Linked DNA regions of Homo sapiens: region 2 is linked to region 1. The links are chromatin loops, found by intact Hi-C in ENCODE. Cell type or tissue: CD14-positive monocyte. All regions are shown on one strand. Each heading gives the region's core, and the rest is flanking DNA. Links, peaks and the distances in the headings are about the cores only. Region 1 overlaps SIK3 (SIK family kinase 3). Region 2 overlaps SIK3 (SIK family kinase 3).

What was found. A loop is a pair of places that touch in the nucleus more often than their neighbours do. Peaks named below come from ENCODE experiments on the same cell type or tissue, not always from the same donor. Only the 100,000 strongest peaks of a DNase experiment are listed, where the experiment ranks them.
Region 2: a loop joins it to region 1, with 2.0 times the contacts of the local background. A loop is called at or near these places in 1 of 110 quality-filtered maps.

What each region holds. Positions count from the first base shown.
Region 1 is chr11:117,059,612-117,069,114 of GRCh38, reverse strand. All of the region lies in intron 1 of SIK3 (SIK family kinase 3), which reads left to right. Among named protein-coding and RNA genes, the nearest start is that of SIK3, 34 kb to the left of the region's middle. RefSeq lists a silencer at 4,505-4,705 and enhancers at 5,487-5,586, 5,767-5,876. In CD14-positive monocyte, for the core only: no CTCF peak of the experiment used is centred there; no DNase peak of the experiment used is centred there; H3K27ac peaks cover 565 bases.
Region 2 is chr11:116,950,048-116,959,550 of GRCh38, reverse strand. It overlaps SIK3 (SIK family kinase 3), which reads left to right. Exons shown (of 25, transcript NM_001366686.3): 2 at 2,487-2,603; 3 at 5,444-5,507. Among named protein-coding and RNA genes, the nearest start is that of APOA1, 120 kb to the right of the region's middle. In CD14-positive monocyte, for the core only: no CTCF peak of the experiment used is centred there; no DNase peak of the experiment used is centred there; H3K27ac peaks cover 1,012 bases.

The sequences.
Region 1 (9,503 bases), core at 935-8,934:
AATTTTAGATGGGCAAGTAAAGCCATAGATTCATGCTGATGTTTCCAAATGGGAATGCAGTTTAGATTTCCATCCCCTTAAGTTTCAATCTATCTGTAGTGCAGCATCACTGAGAGAACAAGCCCTGCTATTTTCCCAGCAGTGTGGTAAGTTACAACAGGGTAGGAGTCATACTACCCATCTTTAAGGCTCTTCCTCCTTATAGGTGAAGAAATAAGATTTAAAAAGCAAAACATAATTAGAGAATAGGAAAATGTGGTTTAAAATTATATGTCATATTTTATAGTTCTGGCCAAACATAAGAAATTCTAGAGAAAGGAAAGAACATTTTGGGTTAGGAATAACCAAAGGCTTTTCTTTTGAAACAGGGTCTCACTCTGTCACCCAGTTTGGAGTGCAGTGGTGCATTTATGGCTCACTGTGGCCTCAACCGCTTGGGCTCGCTGCAGCCTCAGCCTCCTGGGCTCAGCTGCCTGAGTAGCTGGGACTACAGGCATGCGCCACCTGTCCAGCTAATTTTTGTATTACTTTAGAGATAGGGTCTCGCTATATTGCCCAGGCTGGTTTCAAACTCCTGGGCTCAAGTGACCCTCCTACTTTGGCCTCGCAAAGTGCTAGGTTTACAGGCATGAGCCATCATGCCAGACCACAAAGACATTTTTTATTAGGCCAGTGGATGTTCGGATCATCTTTAAACAACATTGAAAGTTGAATTGCTGACAGTAATATGGGGATAGCATTCCAGGGAGAGAAAATACTATGTTTGGTGGAGAATAGATGAATTTGGATTGGGGAACAGAAGATATTTTTGATGGGTAGGATGGGGTCATTTCATAAAGGACATGAATTTTTAGTTGAGACATTTGGGCTTGATCTTATAGACCTTAAGGAGCCATTTTTGGGGTGTGGGGAACCATTTTTGACCCTTAAGCTACCTAAGTATTTATTAATTTGGTTTGATGATAATATTGTGTATTCTTAGTTGCAGGCTTTTGCATAGAGAGTATAACTTGACTTTGTAGCCTTTACATTCTTTTTAACATAAATTTGTTATTTCCACAGTGTTCCAAAAGTTATTCAGGGACCAGAATTAATATTTATTTTTTACAAATTATTTATTTATTTATTTTTGAGACAGGGTCTTGTTCTGTTGCCCAGGCTGGAGTGCAGTGGCGCGATCTCGGCTCACTGCAGCCTCCGCCTCCCGGGTTGAAGCGATTCTGCCTCAACCTCCCCAGTAGCTTGGACTACAGGTGCCTGTCACCATGCCCAGCTAATTTTTGTATTTTTAGTAGAGATGGGGTTTCACCATGTTGGCCTGGCTGGTTTCGAACTCCTGACCTCAAGTGATCCTCCCGCCTTGGCCTCTCAAAGTGCTGGGATTACAGGCATGAGCCACCGTGCCTGGCCACATTTTGATATTTTTAATCAACTTTATTGAGGCATAATTTACATTCAATAAGATTGAACCATTTTAAGTTTACAATTTGAATTTTGACAAATATACACACCCATTTAATAACCATACAATCAAGATACAGAACAATTCAGTCTCGCAGAAAGTTACAGTAGCACTGTTTGCATTCATTCTCATCCTCCTCCACTTCCAGAAAACCACTGATTTGCTGTCACCATAGGTTAGTTTTGCTTTTTCTGGAATTTCATATAAATGGCCTCATCTAGGATGTACTCTTCTTTCATCAGCATTCTTTAAGATTCATTTATTGTTGTTTGTATCAGAGTTTGTTGTTTTTTATTGCTGAGTGGTAATCTGAGTAGTGTTACATTGTATGGATGTAACAAGATTTGTTTATTCATTCACCTATTGATGAACATTTGGATTGTGTCTGGTTTTCTTGCTTTTATGAATAAGGCTGTTATGAACTTCATGTACAGCTTTGCGTAGATGTATGTTTTCATTTCTCTTAGGTAAATACCTTACAGTGGAATGGCTGGGTCATATGGTTGGTAGGTTTATGTTTAACTTTTAAAGAAACTGCCAAATTGTCTTCCAAAGTTGCCGTACCATTTTATATTCTCTTTAGCAATATATGAGATAGGAGAGTTCTAGTTGCTTTAAATCCTTACCATTGCTAAAATGATATATCTTAAATTTTAGTTGTTCCAATAGTTGTGTCATGGTATCTTGTGGTTTTAATTTACATTTCCCTAATGACTAATGATATTGAGTATCTTTTTATGTACTTATTTTCATGCTGTGTATCTTCTTTGGTGAAGCATTTGTTCAGATCTTTTGCTCATTAAAAGAAATGGGCTGACCGGGCACAGTGGCTCATGCATGCCTGTAATCCCAGCACTTTGGGAGGCCAAAGTGGGAGGACCACTTGAAGCCAGGAGTTCGAGACCACCCTGGGCAACAAGCGACACTCTGTCTCTACAAAAAACTTAAGAATTAGCTGGGTGCTTGGCATGTGCCTTTAGTCCCAGCTATTCAGGAGTTTAAGGTGGGGGGATCACTTGAGCCTAGCTGTTTAAGGCTGCAGTGAGCTGTGATGGTGCCATTGCACTCCAACTTGAGTGACAGAGCAAGACCCTGTCTTTCCAAAAAAAAAAAAAAAAGGATTGTTTCTTTATAGTTGAATATTGAGAATTCTTTATATATCCTGGATACAAGTCCTGTGTTATATAAATGCTTTACGCTTTGCAAAGATTTTTTTTTTTTCCGATTCCATGGCTTATTTTTTCATTCTTTCAGCAGTGTCTTTTGAAGAGCAAGAGTTTTTAGAGGCCAGGTGCGGTGGCTCACGCCTGTAATCCCAGTACTTTGGGAGGCCGAGTTGGGTGGATCACTTAAGGTCAGGAGTTTGAGACCAGCCTGACCAACATGGTGAAACCTCATCTCTATGAAAATACAAAAATTAGCCAGACATGGTGGCGTGTGCCTGTAATCCCAGCTACTCAGGAGGCTGAGGCAGGAGAATCACTTGAATCCGGAGGCGGAGGTTGCAGTGAGCTGAGGTCACACCACTGCACTCCAGCCTGGGTGACAGAGCAAAACTCCATCTCAAAAAAAAAAAAAAGAAGAAAAGAAAAGAAAAATAAAGTATTCTAGTGAAGACCGGATTCCTTGGCATAAGACACCAGGAATTTTAGATTGATAGGAGTAAAAATAAATAAAGAAATATTGGCTCAGGGAATAAACTTCATTAAAATCAATTTATGGGCCAGGTTTGGCGGCTCACACCTGTAATTGTGCAGCACTTTGGGAGACTGAGGTGGGCAGATCACTTGGGGCCAGGAGTTCGAGACCAGCCTGGCCAACAGAGTGAAGCCCTGTCTCTACTGAAAATACAAAAATTAGCCAGGTGTGGTGGTGCATGCCTGTAATACCAGCTACTAGGGTGGCTGAGGCAGATGAATTGCTTGAATCCTGGAGGTAGTGGTTGCAGTGAGCTGAGATCGTGCCACTACACTCCAACAGTGTGAGACTCTGTGTCAAAAAAAAAAAAAAATCAATTTATGAAAGTTATTTTTAAATTTGAAGATATTGAAGATACTAAATTTGTGTTTAAAAAGCATTTATTTTGATCAACTCCGCTGTATAGAATATTTTGTCTTAAGTCACTGTAAAGTTTCCATGCCCTCAAATGAAATACAGTGCCAGGTTTAACATTCGTTTTCATGGATTGTTTTCAAAAGTTATTGAGTTGTCTGATTTGCTGTAAAAAAAATGAAAAATTCATTTCTTTTATTAACATGATGTATTTACTGTGATTATTCTAATAGACTAATGGACTTTTAATTTTACTGTTTAAAATAGTTTATAATTAAAATTTAATATCCAGTCTTCACTTGTTCTTTCATTTTTTAAAATAATAAAGTAGTTTGGGGTTTATCAGAACAAGGGAAGAAACCAAGCTACGTCTCATTTTATGTTGGGTAAGAATCACTAGAGACGAAATTATTATTATTATTATTGTTATTATTATTATTATTATTATTTTTGAGATGGAGTCTCCCTGTGTCACCCAGGCTGGAGTGCAGTGGTGCAATCTCAGCTCGCTGCAACCTCTGCCTGCTGGGTTCAAGCAGTTCTTCTGCCTCAGCCTCCCGAGTAGCTGGGACTACAGGCGTGTGCCACCTTGCCCAGCTAATTTTTTGTATTTTTAGTGGAGATGGGGTTTCACCATGCTGACCGGGCTGGTTTTGAACTCCTGACCTCGTGATCTGCCCACCTCGGCTTCCCAAAGTGCTGGGATTACAGGCGTGAGCCACCGCCTGGCCGACAAAGTTACTTTCTATGGGATCAATTCCTGAGTTTTATCTAACACGAGAATTTTAGCAATTAAAAGTCAAGTGCAGTTCAGATATATTAGTTTAGGTAATATTTTTAGTGTTTGAAGAGAGCTCAATTTGTAAGCCATTTAGCTACTAATTACCCTGCCTTTGCTGTAGAAAGAACTTAAATGAAAGACCTGTTTTAAGATGCCTTTTTAAAAAGCAGCCGTTGTAGGTATAAGAGTTGAAAAATCAAGATCTAGGCAGCAGTGGAGAATTATGAAGTCTGATAAGATAATATGCTAAAATTGTATTGTTAATTCTGATTTGTGACAGTGCTTATCAGTAGAAAAGAAATGTGATCTGTGGTTAAAGACTGAACTGCCACTAAATGTAAAATGTTTTTTAGATGAGTTGGAAGAATGCTGAACCAGTCTTTATTGCCCAAGATGGCTTTGAGTCAGCAATCTCAAAGAATAAAGAAAAAGGAGTTAAGAGTGAGAGGCAATAAGTAATATGCTGTTTTCATTTAAGATGTCTTGAAGAGATAATTAAAAAGTTGTAGGGGTATAGGAATTGTGATGTTTCTCTGGTGTTAATGAAGTCTACTATAAATTAGATAATACAGGCACTCTAAATTATTGTTTTTCCTTTTTTAAATTCTTGGCAGTTACTGACAAATTATACTCAGGATCAAGTTTAAGTCTCAGTACATGAATGACCCTGACATTGAAAACCCTGAAGGATGTTGACCTTAGTTTTGACCTGGCTTTATCCTGAGCAGCCTCTGTGAATTCTTAATGCTGTGCTCTTTAACAGGGGTACTTTTTCCAGATGTTTTTGATACTGTATTCATTAACATATAATAAAGTTATCAGTGTCCCTGAAGGCTAATTTTTTTTTTCTGACTGAATATGAGATATGGAGCGTGCAATTTGTACTTATTGGTATTAACATTACCAACAAGGTTTGTCTTTTTCTTATAAGATGGGGAATCTTAAGAAACTTCAGGCCAGGCGTGGTGGCTCATGCCTGTAATCCTAGCTTTGGGAAGCTGAAGTGGGGCGAATCACTTGAGATCAGGAGTTCGAGAACAGCCTGGCCAAGGTGAAACCCCGTCTCTACTAAAAATACAAAAAATTAGCCAGGCGTAGTGGTGGATGCCTGTAATTCCAGCTACTTGGGAGGCTGAGGCCCGGGAGACAGAGGTTGCAGTGAGCCGAGATCATGCCATTACACTCCAGCCTGGGCAACAGGGTGAGATTCCATCTAAAAAAAAAAAAAAAAAAGAAACTTCATTAAGAAGTTAAAGCCTGGGTATGCTCTCCTTGATAATTTCTTTTTACTCACATCTTTATTGGTAAATCAGGCCAGAAGGATTATTTACCTTTTCAGAAAGGGAAACTAGGTTCTACGGTTTGGTTACAGATAGCCTGGCAGCTGACTTTACATTGGGCAGAGGAGACTGCCGTACTTAGTGGTTCTGAGAAACCAAGAGAGTATTGCCTGCTACAGCTATGAGAAAAGGTATTGAATCTTCCCCCTCCTTTGTGGGGGAATTCCAATCTCACTAATTTATGGTTTCAGTGTAGTTATGGTCATAGCTTCTGAGACGTGGGTACTCATTGAAGCTAACAGTTTTAGAGAAAGGGGAGGGTGTTTAATTCCAATAACTGGTAGTTTATATCACTTTAATAATTTAGACCCAATGATATGAAGATTAGTTAGTATAAGGCAGATATACATGTAATACATTCTTTTAAATATTGTACAAGGAGTAAGAAACCCCTTTAAGTAGTCATGTAATTCATTATAGCAGCTGAACATTTCTAAGTGCAACATTATAGGAAACCAGTAAAGCTGATTTCTGATTTATCTGCAGCAAAAGAATTTAATATTCCAACTTCAGCAAAAGGCAATTAAAAACAAACTTAAATCACATTGTGTGCTTTTAATACGTATGTTTTTTTCCATGCTGTCTGATGTATTTTAGTTCTTAGTCATTTACTTCCATTAGTTTCCAAATTGGTTGAGGGAATTAAATTGGTAGCCAAGTTACCTATACAAGATTTTCCTACTGTGTATGTGAACCACTCTTTCTGGGAAAATCCTCCCGTTGGCACTTTTCTTGAAGGCATGCACTTTTTCCACACTTAGTGATTTGGGGACTGAAGCCTGCATTTAGCCTGTATTTAGTCAGAGGTGACAAATGGCTAAATTTTTTTTTTCCAGTTTAGAGATTGAGAAATGATTCAGAATTGAAACTAAAGTGAATTTGGACTTACTGTATTTCTTTGCAATTACTTTTAAACAATTGCTGTCTGTTACTATTAGGCATATTTTGGACCTATGGGTTCCATTTTGGGCCGATATTTGGTGTTATGTTGTTAAATTTCTTGCCTGGCTTAGATGGTTCATTGTTGAAACTAAACTGGAACTAGGTTTGATCAGAGGGCCAATGGAAATGCACGTTGTGGCCCATTTGGGGAGGACAAAATTTGACATATTTTTACTTTAAGAATTCTTAGGAAAATTTGGATAACGTGAGAATATATTTCCAAAGGGTTAAGTAATTTTCGAGGGAAAATCAGAAAGCTTGTAATTCCTACTGAAAATATTAGCCTGCTGAAATATTAGCCTATTTCCTACTGAAAATATAACATTAGCAGGCCGGGCACAGTGGAGTTCACGCCTGGCTAATTTTTGTATTTTTAGTAGAGATGGGGTTTCACCATGTTGGCCAGGCTGGTCTTGAACTCCTGACCTCAAATGATCTGCCTACCTACGCCTCCCAAAGTGCTGGGATTACAGGCGTGAACCACTGTGCCTGGCTTGACTTTTTTATTTAAAAAAAAAAAATCTATACCCAATTGCCCTATCAGTTTATCATTTACTCACTTATTTGAAACGGTCATATTAACATACACTCTTTATTTATTTATGTGCCTATACTTTGTTTTAATTACTGTATCTTTAGAATATGTTTCAAAATTTCATTAACTATTATAATTGATTCTCTTTTTTTGTAACGTATCATCAGCAAATAATAATTTGGACTCTTCTAATATTTCTGCTTATTTATTGACATTTTCAAAGAATAGCTTATGATTGATAATAATCATACCAGCGAATACAGTGCTTTTCAACTTAAATATGCACAGCAATTACCTGAGGATCTTATTAAAATGAAGACTCAGTAGGGCTGGAGTGGCCTGAGAGTCTGCATTTTGACAAGCTCCCAGGTAATGTTGACTTATGGGTTCATAGACCTTATGTTGAGTTACAGGGAACTAAGATTTATTGAGTACTTAATTTGTTCTGGTCAGTGCTTTTACATCTGTGAACTCGTTTAATCTTTAAAACTCCATGATGATTATTATCCCCAATTTGCCAGTGAAGAAACTGACACTTAGAGAAGTTTATAACTTACCCAAAGTGACGCAACCATTAAGTGGAAGAGCCAGACTGAGCCCAAGCAGAGTTTGCACTCTGAACCTCTCGAATATATTGCTTTACCACATGCGTGTTCGCTCACACACACACACAACAGACATTATCTTCTCTTGTGTGACTCAAATGGTAATACCTTAAAATTTTTTTTTTAATGAATAGGCTTTATTTTATCTATTTTTTGAGATGGGGTCTTGCTCTGTTGCCCAGGAGTGCAGTGGTATGATCGCAGCTTACCACAGCCCTGAACTTCTGGGCTCAAGCCATCTTCCTGCCTCAGCCTCCTGAGTAGCTGGGACTACCGGTGTGTGCCACCATGCCCAACTAATTTTTAATTTTTGATAGAGACGAGGTCTTACTGTGTTAGCCCTGCCTGGTCTCAAACTCCTGGCCTCAAGCGATCCCTTCACCTCAGCCTCCAAAAGTTCTGATATTACAGGTGTGAGCCACAGCATCTGGCCAGGCTTTATGTTGAGAAGTTTAGAGTTTACAGAAAAGTTGAGCAGAAAGTACGGAGAAATCCCACATATCCCATTATCTCTGCCTGTCCTCACGATTTTCCCTGATATTAACATCTTGCATTAGTGTGGTACATTTGCTACAATTGATGAGCAATATTGGTACATTAACTAAAATTCATAGTTTACATTAGAATCCATAGTTTGTGTTGCACATTTGTAAGAGTTTTCACAAATTTGTAATGTTGCATATCCATTATTACAGTATCATACAGAATAATTTCACTACCCTAAGAATTCCCTGTGCTGTACCTATTCATCCCTTCCTCTCCTCAGTCCCTGGCAATCACTGATTTTTTTTTTTTTTTTTGAGATGGAGTTTTGCTCTTGTCATCCAGGCTGGAGTGCAATGGCATGCTCTCGGCTCACTGCAAACTCTGCCTCTCGGGTTCAAGCGATTCTCCTCCCTCAGCCTCCCGAGTAGCTGGGATTACAGGCATGCGCCACCACGCCTGGCTAATTTTTATATTTTTAGTAGAGATGGGGTTTCACCATGTTGGCCAGGTTGGTCTCGAACTCCTGATCTCAGGTGATCCGCCTGCCTCGGCCTCTCAAAGTGCTGGGATTACAGGCATGAGCCACCTCGCCTGGCCAATCACTGATCTTTTTACTGTCTCCATAGTTTTGATGTTACCAGAATGGCATTATTGCATGTAGCCTTTTCAGATTGACTTTTTTTCACTTAGTAAAGTGCATTTAGGTTTCCTCCAAGTTTTTTCATGGTTTGATAGCTCATTGTTTTTAGCACTAATATTCCATTGTCTGGATTTCCACTGTTTATTTACCCATTCACCTATTAAGGAACTTGTTGGTTGCTTTCAACTTTTTTCAACTATGAATAAAGCTGCTATAAACATCTGTCTGCAGGTTTTGTGTGGATATATGTTTTCAGCTCATTTGGCTAAATACCAAAGACAGAACTGCGTGATCATATAGTAAGAGAATGTTTAGTTTTCTAGAAACTGCCAAACTGTCTTACAAAGTGGCTGTACTATTTTGCTTTCCCACCAGCAGTAAATGAGAGTTCCTGTTGTTCTATATCCTTACCAGCATTTGATGTTGTCACTGCTTTGAATTTTAGCCATTCTAATAGGTATGTGGTGTCTCGTTGTTGTTTTAATTTGCAGTAGCCTAGTAACATATGATGTTTAGCATCTTTTCATACACTATTTGCCATCTGTATATATCGGTGAGGTATCTGATCATATCTTTTGCCCATTTTAAAATTGGGATGTTTGTTTTCTTATTGTTGAGTTTTAAGAGTTCTTTGTATATTTTGGATACCAGTGCTTCACC
Region 2 (9,503 bases), core at 1,066-9,065, 110 kb after region 1:
TCCCCAGTTACATTGTACATGCCATCAATTAGTAGGGGGTGGGCAGAGGTGGAAGATTTCAGGCACAGGCCTTAGACAGTTGATGCCCTCTGTTATTAAGGTAAATAAATCCTAGCAGTTCTTCCCACCTTTTGCACATCATGGCATGCACAGAAAGTTGAGATTGGAGGTGATCCATTATTGCTTGTAACCCATTTCCAACACACTTGTTTGGAAGTTCTTTTTTTTTCTTTTGAGACAGGGTCTCATTCTGTTGCTGGCACGATCATAGCTCACTGCAACTTCAGCTCCCGGGATCAAACTGTCCTTCCACCTCAGCCTCCTGAGTAGCTGGGACTACAGACACATGCTACCATGCTCGGCTAATTTTTAAAAAGTTTTTTAGTAGAGATGGGGTTTCACCATATTGCCCATGCTGGTCTTGAACTCCTGGACTCAATCAGTCTGCCCTCCTTGGCCTCCGAAAGTGCTGGGATTACAGCTGTTTGGCAGCTCTGCTATGGGGATATATCTGCAAGTTTCTAAGCTTGTTATATTTATGAAAGCATTCTGTACATTACAAGGTGCCATTCACATGTAAGATTTTATTAATAATGACTATTAAGACCAAGCTATTTGTTCTAGGAAGAGACATTGTGTACCATGATTTTTTTTGTTGTTGTTTTGGGAGCTGTCCTGAGAGAAGCAGGAGCAGATGCTAGACCAGTTGTGGAGTTAAGGTCTTGTATGTGATCTGGTGCAGTAATGAGGAGAAGTAGAAATGCAGGTGGTCAAGGGTTATATTATCCAAGACTTCTTACAGGAAACCAAGCAGCTGGTGAGATCCTCATTAAATTCTCTACCTTCTTCTCTGCCTATCCCAGTTCTCTCTGTAGTGAAATTCTGCTTTCTTTGTCAAGTCTTTCCCAGACTTTTTCTACCTCTTCTCCTGTAGGTGAAGGTCATTCACCATCCTCTGTCTGTTGTTATACCTGGTACATAGCTCCATTGCTTGTACTTCCAATGCTGCATTGTTTTCAGTTCCACACATCTTTTTTCCTTTTTAGACTGTGATCTCCTTGAAGTTTAGGCTGTGTCTGATTAATCCTTGTAGCTCCAGCCACACCCAGCTCCTTTCATCACACTCCCTCGTTAGGCATGGCTTGAATGCTCTTTGAGTACAGCTGAAATTTATCTCCCTGTGCCTTTCTCCCGTGGGTCCTCATTTTAACACCTGAAACAGCTTCAGATAAAGTTACTTTTATGCCAGCCATTTATACATCTGAATAATCTGCCACGTATGGCTCCAAACAGTCTTTATTTCTCTGAGCTAAACATTTTTACTTTTGTAATTTTGTTTTCCTGATTTTTTCCTCAGTAAGTACTGTATATGTTCCCTTTACCTCTCTGGTGCATAGAATCTTAGAATGTTAAGATTTGGAGAGGACTAGAGTTTGACTAGTCTAGGTTCTTCATCTAACCAGTATTGCTTCCATACTGATTACATAATTGAAACTGAGATATAGACATATTTTGGAGCAACACAAATATTTTAAGTATTTCACTGAGGAAGTTTAGATTTAGTAAATTTTTAAAAGTCCTTCATCGTTCATTCTTCATTAAAATGTATTTGCTGATGAGTATCTTATTAAAAGGGGGCACATTGGAAAGATATGTTTTATGATGCAGTGCATGTATGCTAAAGAAAGATCTTCAGATTCTTATAACATTCTTATTAAGAATTTGATTCTAAAGCCAAGCTACCTAGGCTTCAATCCTGCACCTGCCACATACTAGGTGTAAATTACTTAATCTTGGGTTAATTACTTAATCTCTGTGTGCCTCAGTTTCTGTATTTCTAAAGCAAGGTTAATGATAAGGTGGGTGTTAGGAGGTTTAAATGAGTTAGTACTTCCAAACCACTAAGAGTTATGCCTGGCCCATAGTAAACATTTCGTATATGGTAGATGCTGCTACTGCTGCTGCCACCACCATCACTGCTACTATTATTATTATTATTGAGTTCTACAAGCATCTGGTGAGATGTGTAAAGCCCCTGTGAAAGTTCTCATAGAACCTTAGTAAGACACCATGTATTTATGATACAAGCTTCTTGCCTTTTTAAAAATTTTTTATTTTATTTAAAGCTTCTTGTCTTAATGAGAGACCCTGTATACCACTCTGCACTGAAACATGATTTGACCCAGACCGTAACGACATCTATGGAGTAATAAAGTATTTTTTCATAGGATTTTACCGTATAAGCAATTGAAGAAATGGCAGAAGACCCATTAGCTTTTGGAGTCTGTTCCTTTGAGACCAACTTGCTAGGAATCCATTTCCTATCTTTTTAAAAAGAGTAAATTAATTTTCCTCATTGACATTCTGTAAACAGAATACTGGCAGCTTATATTTTATGGAACGTAATGTTTTAAAGTGAACCTAATTTTTCTTAGTAAACTGCTTTTAATAATGCATCAGAGTAATTTTTTTCCCTCTGTTGTCAGGTTGCTATCAAGATCATAGATAAGACCCAGCTGGATGAAGAAAACTTGAAGAAGATTTTCCGGGAAGTTCAAATTATGAAGATGCTTTGCCACCCCCATATCATCAGGCTCTACCAGGTAGGATCATTAGTGTATAGCAGATAGCTGCAAAGAACCCAGAATATTGTATGTATGGCTCCCTTTGAAGAAATGTGGGTGGGTGAACATCTGTGACTTTTTTTGTTTCTATGTTAATCCTGCTATCTTTCCTACCCTTCTGTTTACGCGCTCAGCACTTAGTATCCTCAAGTTTCCCCTGGCCATTTACTAGTACGTTTTCCTTACCCAGGTAGGTCTTTTTAATTTGTTCTTTAAAATTTGATGCCATTCTTAGCAACAACTACACAAAATGTTAATTCAGAAGATGATGAGAATTTATTTTATTTAGTTCAGAGTTCTAACACAGGATGGGAAACTCAAAAAGAAGAGAATTTAGAGAGGTGAAAAGTTAGAGATGAATATAACATTTTTTTAATAGCATTATTTGAATACTAGTTTCTGTGATCATGTTATAAATTGTTATGGCAAAGGACTGCTTCTTGGATCAATCAAAACCTACCTCTTTTCTATTCTAATAGGATTGTAGACTTAGTTTTCCAAGGTAGTAATTATTTTGATAATCAAGAGACCAGATCAAGTGACCAGATCTCTCCAATAGGAGAGATTTCTATTTTAGTTTTTTTTTTTTTTGGTCTTCCCAAGAAACATGCATATTTCATGCCATCATCAAAATGATTCCCTAGCATAACTACAAAAGCAGTAAATCTGATGGCTGGAATTTCAAGCGGGATAGGAGGAGAGGACCTTGCCTTAGCAGGCTGGTGAAAGAGATATTTTGGGAGAGGTGGGGCTTCGGGATGCTTCTCAAATTGCAATGTGTTGGCAGCCGAGAACTTTGCCTCTGCATAGGCCCAACTCTACTTGCTGCTTTCTGCCAGAACAGCCATCTCTTAGTTCTGAAGGACGTGGCCACCCACTTGGTTATTTTGCTGCTGTTAGTCTGCAGTAAATGGTTACTGGCCCAGACATAGGACCATGTGTAAAAGTGGAGAAAGTACACCCAAGGCTCTATGGGCAAGCTTTCGTAGCCTCTTAGTTTTATGGAAAAGAAAACATGTTGTGATATTAACATGTGTGGTTAAAACTACAGCGTTAGAGCTCTTCCCTGGCATCAGCTGCTCACATAATGAAATTAGGTCAACAGGAGCAGACCTGTTGAAATTTATCAGCCTAAATTATGTTGAACAACGCCTACCTTCTGCCCCACAAGCAAACTTATGAAAGCTTCCTGGTGCTGCCTGAAGACCTATATCTGTGAGCTCACAGGTGTCTAACCTCAGCTTCCTTCCTATCCTGATGGGCTGAATAAATTTCTTGACCTTACCTTTTAAAATAAATCATCTTTAAATAATTGTGGGGCTTAGGCTGACCTTTCTCAAGAGGTTGACTTATAGCTATTACCCTTGTAACTGAATTCTGCAAGTTTGCCTGTCTTACCCAAGATTAGCCTATGAGGATTTCCACAGGTCCAGTGCTAGCTTTGAGCAGTGCCTTCTTTCAAGCTTTAATTTTGCTTTCTGGCAGCTGGGTTTTTTAAATTTTATTTATTTATTTATTTATTTATTTTTGAGACGAAGTCTCACTCTGTTGCCCGGGCTGGAGTGCAGTGGCATGATCTCTGCTCACTGCAGCCTGCGCCTCCTGGGTTCAAGTGATTCTACTGCCTCAGCCTTCCAAGTAGCTGGGATCACAGGCATGTGCCACCACGCCCAGCTAATTTTTGTATTTTTAGTAGAAACGGGGTTTCACTGTGTTGGCCAGGCTGGTCTCGAACTCCTAATCTCAAGTGATCCACCCACCTCGGCCTCCCAAAGTGCTGGGATTACAGGCGTGAGCCACTGCGCCTGGCCGGAACTGAATTTTTAATTGTATTTAGTTTTAATTAATTTAAGTGTAAAACTAAAAATAATTTTAAAAAGAATTGTTGAAATGATAGTATTTTGGATATATTGGGGTAAATAAAAAGTAGTATTAGAATTATCTTCACCTTTTCCTTTTTCCTTTTTAAATGTGGCTACTAGAAAAGTTAAAATAATATATGCAGTTCATATTATATTTCTATTGGACAGCACTGTTGTAGAAAGATATACAATAAGCAGAGAACAGTGTTCCTCTGGGGATTGAGATGGAGGAGATTGGGAAGAGGAAAGCCTTTGGTCTTTTGTTTTATAATGAGTGTATGTAATCATTATTACTTTTAAAAATGTTTGATGGAAAATGTAAAAAGGAAGAAAGGACTGACAACATACTACAATGAATTTTAAAAAGGAGCAACAAAGGGACCAAGACAAAACACAAATCACTTACGTTACTTTAAAAGGTTGAGTATTTTAAATTACTGTTCTCTTTTTTTCAAATAAATGGGCAGTGGAAAGGAAAGTTGTCATTTCTATAAAAAAAAGAAAGACATATGTGATTTCTGTGGCGTTCTTATGTGACTCCCATTATTTTCCCCAAAGGCTTCTTTTTGCTTTAGTTTTTTTTTTTTTGATTTGATAGGGCATTTTTGTGCTTCAGATGATTGATGTTGAATCTGAAGTTTAAGTTTTGGTTCTTGACAACTTCTTTGCCTCTCAGTTTTATGGAGCTTAAGAGATTGCAGAGACCTCATGGAACATCAAAAAGCCTATCTCTCTCAAGCAATAAATGTTTCCTACTTTTAAGAACTTGGAGGAATATCTAATTTTCCCTTTCTTCTTAATAACATTTATATTTGTTTCCCCAAAAATGTTTTAAATTTTCTTTAATCTATAGTGGTTATTAATATTTCAAATGAGAAAAGAGGAGTCATTAGTTTATCTTCCTGTATCAGCCTGTCATTTGTGTCACTGTCTGTCACTTTCCTGCCTTTGCACCAGGTTATGGAGACAGAACGGATGATTTATCTGGTGACAGAATATGCTAGTGGAGGGGAAATATTTGGTAAGTACATTTATTGCATTCTTTAAACAGCTATTGAGCACACTATGGCAAACCTAAAATAGCTGTTCAGTGCCTTTGTCACTTGAGCAGCAGTCACTTGATGCTGTTCTTCAATCCTGCCATTTTCTATCAACAAAGGCATTTTAATTTGTTTTGATTAATCTAGTAAAATCCCTTTAACACATTTGTTTCCTTAGCAAAGGTGTTTTGTTTATTTCAGTCAGGCGCTGACAGTTGAGATTAAAGATCTCCAAAAACAAGCATCCTTTCTGAACGTGGGACTTAGGGTCTTTCCTGTTTGCAGGTTTTAATTGAGGTTACCAAGTGCGACAGAACTCACACAAGTGTGTGGGCCTCTGTTGTGTCAGAAAGAGCCACTTAGAGCACATAATCTCACCCGAGTGCGTTCCTTAAACTTTGTTTAAATATAACATGTAACTATATTATTTACCATGTGTTCACAGTTCCCCTCAGTAATTCTTGTAATTTTGGGGGTTCTGCCTTCAGTAGCTATATTTTCCTCTCACACTTAGCTTTAGCACAATGTCAGAAATAAGCAAGAGACTTTGTTACTGACAAATCTGATTTTTAAGATGCTAAAAACTGACAAAACGATTTTTTTTCTAACAGTGATAAATGGAGCCAAGTAGAGTTAAAGGGTAAACTTCCAAATCTAAATTGATGTGTCTTTTATTTTTTCTTTTGGCAACTAACTACAGAGAAAAGTTTCTTTATATACTTTATTTGTCTAATTTCCTCATTTTAAAAAAAATTTATCAATATGAACACTTGCTAGTTTAAAATTTTTTAATTTTTATTTTAAACATTTGCTCCTTCCTGCACGATAAAATGTATTTAAAAGCATAGAATCACTTTTAAAATGAATCTTCTTATTAATGACTAGTCAGTTGTGGCTGCATGGATGTGTGTGTGTGTGTGTTTGTGTTTTTAAAGTTTCCCTAGCGATCTAGTGTTTTTTTGTGTGTCAAAGTATCTTTAGGGTAAGTGCTAGTCCTTTTTAAAAGAGGTATCATTATTTCTTAATTTTATATTTAATTGGCTTTGTATATGTGATTAGTTAATGTCAAAGCTAATGGTGATAGAAATTTATACTCAATATAGTATGGGAGGGGATACTTTATTTTAAAGAAATGAAAGCATTACAAGATTTGAAGGATAGCATTGTTTGTCAAGAAGGTATAGTAGGCCTTCACTATGTATGATAATTATATGCCAATCATGTGCCTTGGAGATGCTGACTCAATTAAGACACTGGTTTTCCTTTCCGTGGAGAAATCTGGTGGAAAACAGACAGGGAAATCAACATATTACTTTGAAGATGAGAATGGAAACTGTAAAACTCTGTATAGTAGAGAACAGTAGTGCAGATGGCAGTTTGGTTAACTCTTGGAGATCAGGGAAATCTTCCTGGAGGGCATGGTTATATGGAAATTTATGAACCAGAAAATGAAAGCACAAGAGAGAATATTTGGAGAGAGAGAAATAGCAGTCATGTTATTGGGAGACTATACTATGGTCTGACATTCCAGGCACATGTTATGATAAACCTGCCTTAATTAAGATCACAAATGTATACAAAGGCAAATAGAAAACTTTCATTATCTAGATAAGGTTTTTTCTTTGGACAAGGTATTGCTCTGCTGCCCTGGCTGGAATGCAGTGGTGCAATCCTAGCTCACTGCAGCCTCGAACTCCTGGGCTCAAGTGATCCTCCTGCCTCAGCCATCTGAGTAGCTGATACTATAGCTGTGCACTAGCATACCTGGCTAATTTTTAAATTTTTAGTAGAGACGGGGGTCTCACTATATTGTTCAGGCTGGAAGATACCTTTTTACAAGTTTTATTCTATAAAAAGTCAAACATCTCCCAAATCCTTGAGCTGCCTGTTAGGTATTTTATTTCATAGAACGACATTTATTGGTGGGGAAACAATGGTAATTTGGGGAGAAAAAAGATCATGTCATCTTAATGTTTGTAATAAAAAAAGACCCAAACACAGGGCACATCAATCTACCTTACTCTTTAAGAAAGCAGATTTTATTTATTTATTTATTTATTTATTTATTTATTTATTTATTTATTCTTTTTTGAGCTAGGGTCTTGGCTCTGTTGACCAGGTGAAGTGCAGTAACGGGATCACAGCTCAGTGCACCCCCAGCTTCCTGGGCTCAAGTAATCCTCCTGCCTTAGCTTCCTGAGTAGCTGGGACTGTAGGTATACACCACCATGCCAGGCTAATTTTTAAATTTTTATAGCGATTAGGTCTCATTATGTTGCCCAGGCTGGTTGTGAACTCCTGGGCTGTAGCAATCCTCCTGCCTTGGCCTCCCAAAGTGTTGGGATTATAGGCATGAGCTACTGCACCCAGCAGGAAGCAGTATTAGAGAGATCCGTTTCTTGGTCCTGGACTTCATGTGAATGTACCTCAAGGGATGAACAAACAGAATACCACTTCTGATAATGTTATTTTAAAAACAAAATATTTTAGGTTGGTGAAAAAGTAATTGTGGCTTTTGTCATTGAAAGTAATGGCAAAAACCGCAATTACTTTTGCACCAACCTATAATTATATATTGTAACACATATTATGTAATATATAACAATAGAATTTGAAATGTTATTATTGATACTATTAAGTAATATTATTATAAAAGATCCAGATGTGGAAGAAAATAGTGTATTACCTAAAGAAATTATTGAGACTGCACAGGGATAGAACTGTCTCATGAGCTCTGATTTTTAAAAATGTCTGTGTAAAAAAGATGAAAGGGGCTTAGTCAAGAAAACCTGGGCTTTGGATGTATTTAGACCTAGGTTTGAATCAGATCTCTGTCACCTATTTGCCCTTTTACTTAGAGCAAATTACTAGATGATTCTGGTGCACAGGTTCCAGGTCTGTATAAGGTAAGATCTAGAATATTTGTATTATAGTTGTGAAGATTAAATGAGATCGCATATATAGAGCTCTAGCACAGTGCTTCCTTACGCCTTCATGTGAGAGAGAGATCAACTTCTGCCGTCAAGGTGTGAGGAGCTCTGCTGACCTGCCTTGCTTGCTGAAACAAGTGAAAACTATTAAAGAAAACAAAACCCAGTCATTTAAAGTCTCTGGAAATCGTCCTAAGAGTAAGCAGAAAATGAAGGAACATTATTCAAGAACATCTGTGCAAATTCGGTAAGAAACAAAGTCTGGTCAGCAAGGTGGAAATTCCCGTCCAGGCTACTGCAGCCAAGAACGCAGGGCTTCCTTCTGTCAAAAGACAAAATTGCAAGTTTAGTTTGATGATCCCAGTTGGCTTTATTTGCGATTCTAGAATCGGACAACATTTCATTTCATAGAATAAGTGTTCCAGTAAGTTGAGCAGAAGAGTTTGGCTTATGGACAGAAGGGCTTAAGAAGTCTGAACAGTGTATTGGTTACTTTTAAACAGAACAATAGAAAATTAACCAGTTAACATCAGGTTACTTCGGGCTACCTTTTTTAGTAAGGATTAAAGCAGAGGGAACTTCATCATTGTGCCAGTTAAAGATTTTAGACTGGGCTGTTTGGGAAATTGGCTGTTATCTCTTTCTCCTGATTTCTCAGGTCAGATAACAACCTAGTTTTCGCTTTGGAACTTTAGCATGAGTGACTCCATTTTGATATTTAGTTTGGTCTGTTGGTGCCTAGTGCAGAAGTTTATTCGAAAACAATGGTCTCCTGTAATTTTTATTTGTCACTTCTCCTCAATTCTCTCCAGCATCTGAATAGCAGCTTTCTTCCCAGGAGGATTTGGACATCAGCAATTCTCATTCTGCCCCGAGCTGCCTATTGCTGAGTCCTGGAGAAGTGCAGTTAAGAGATGGGGGCCCCTTCTTCTACTCAGCCCCCACTTGTGGAACTTGATCAGGTATGCCGAGAATACTAGGACCCAGATCACTCTTGCCTTGGGTATTAAGACAGTGGTTTCACTGTCTTTTGCTGCTAGGAGAGGC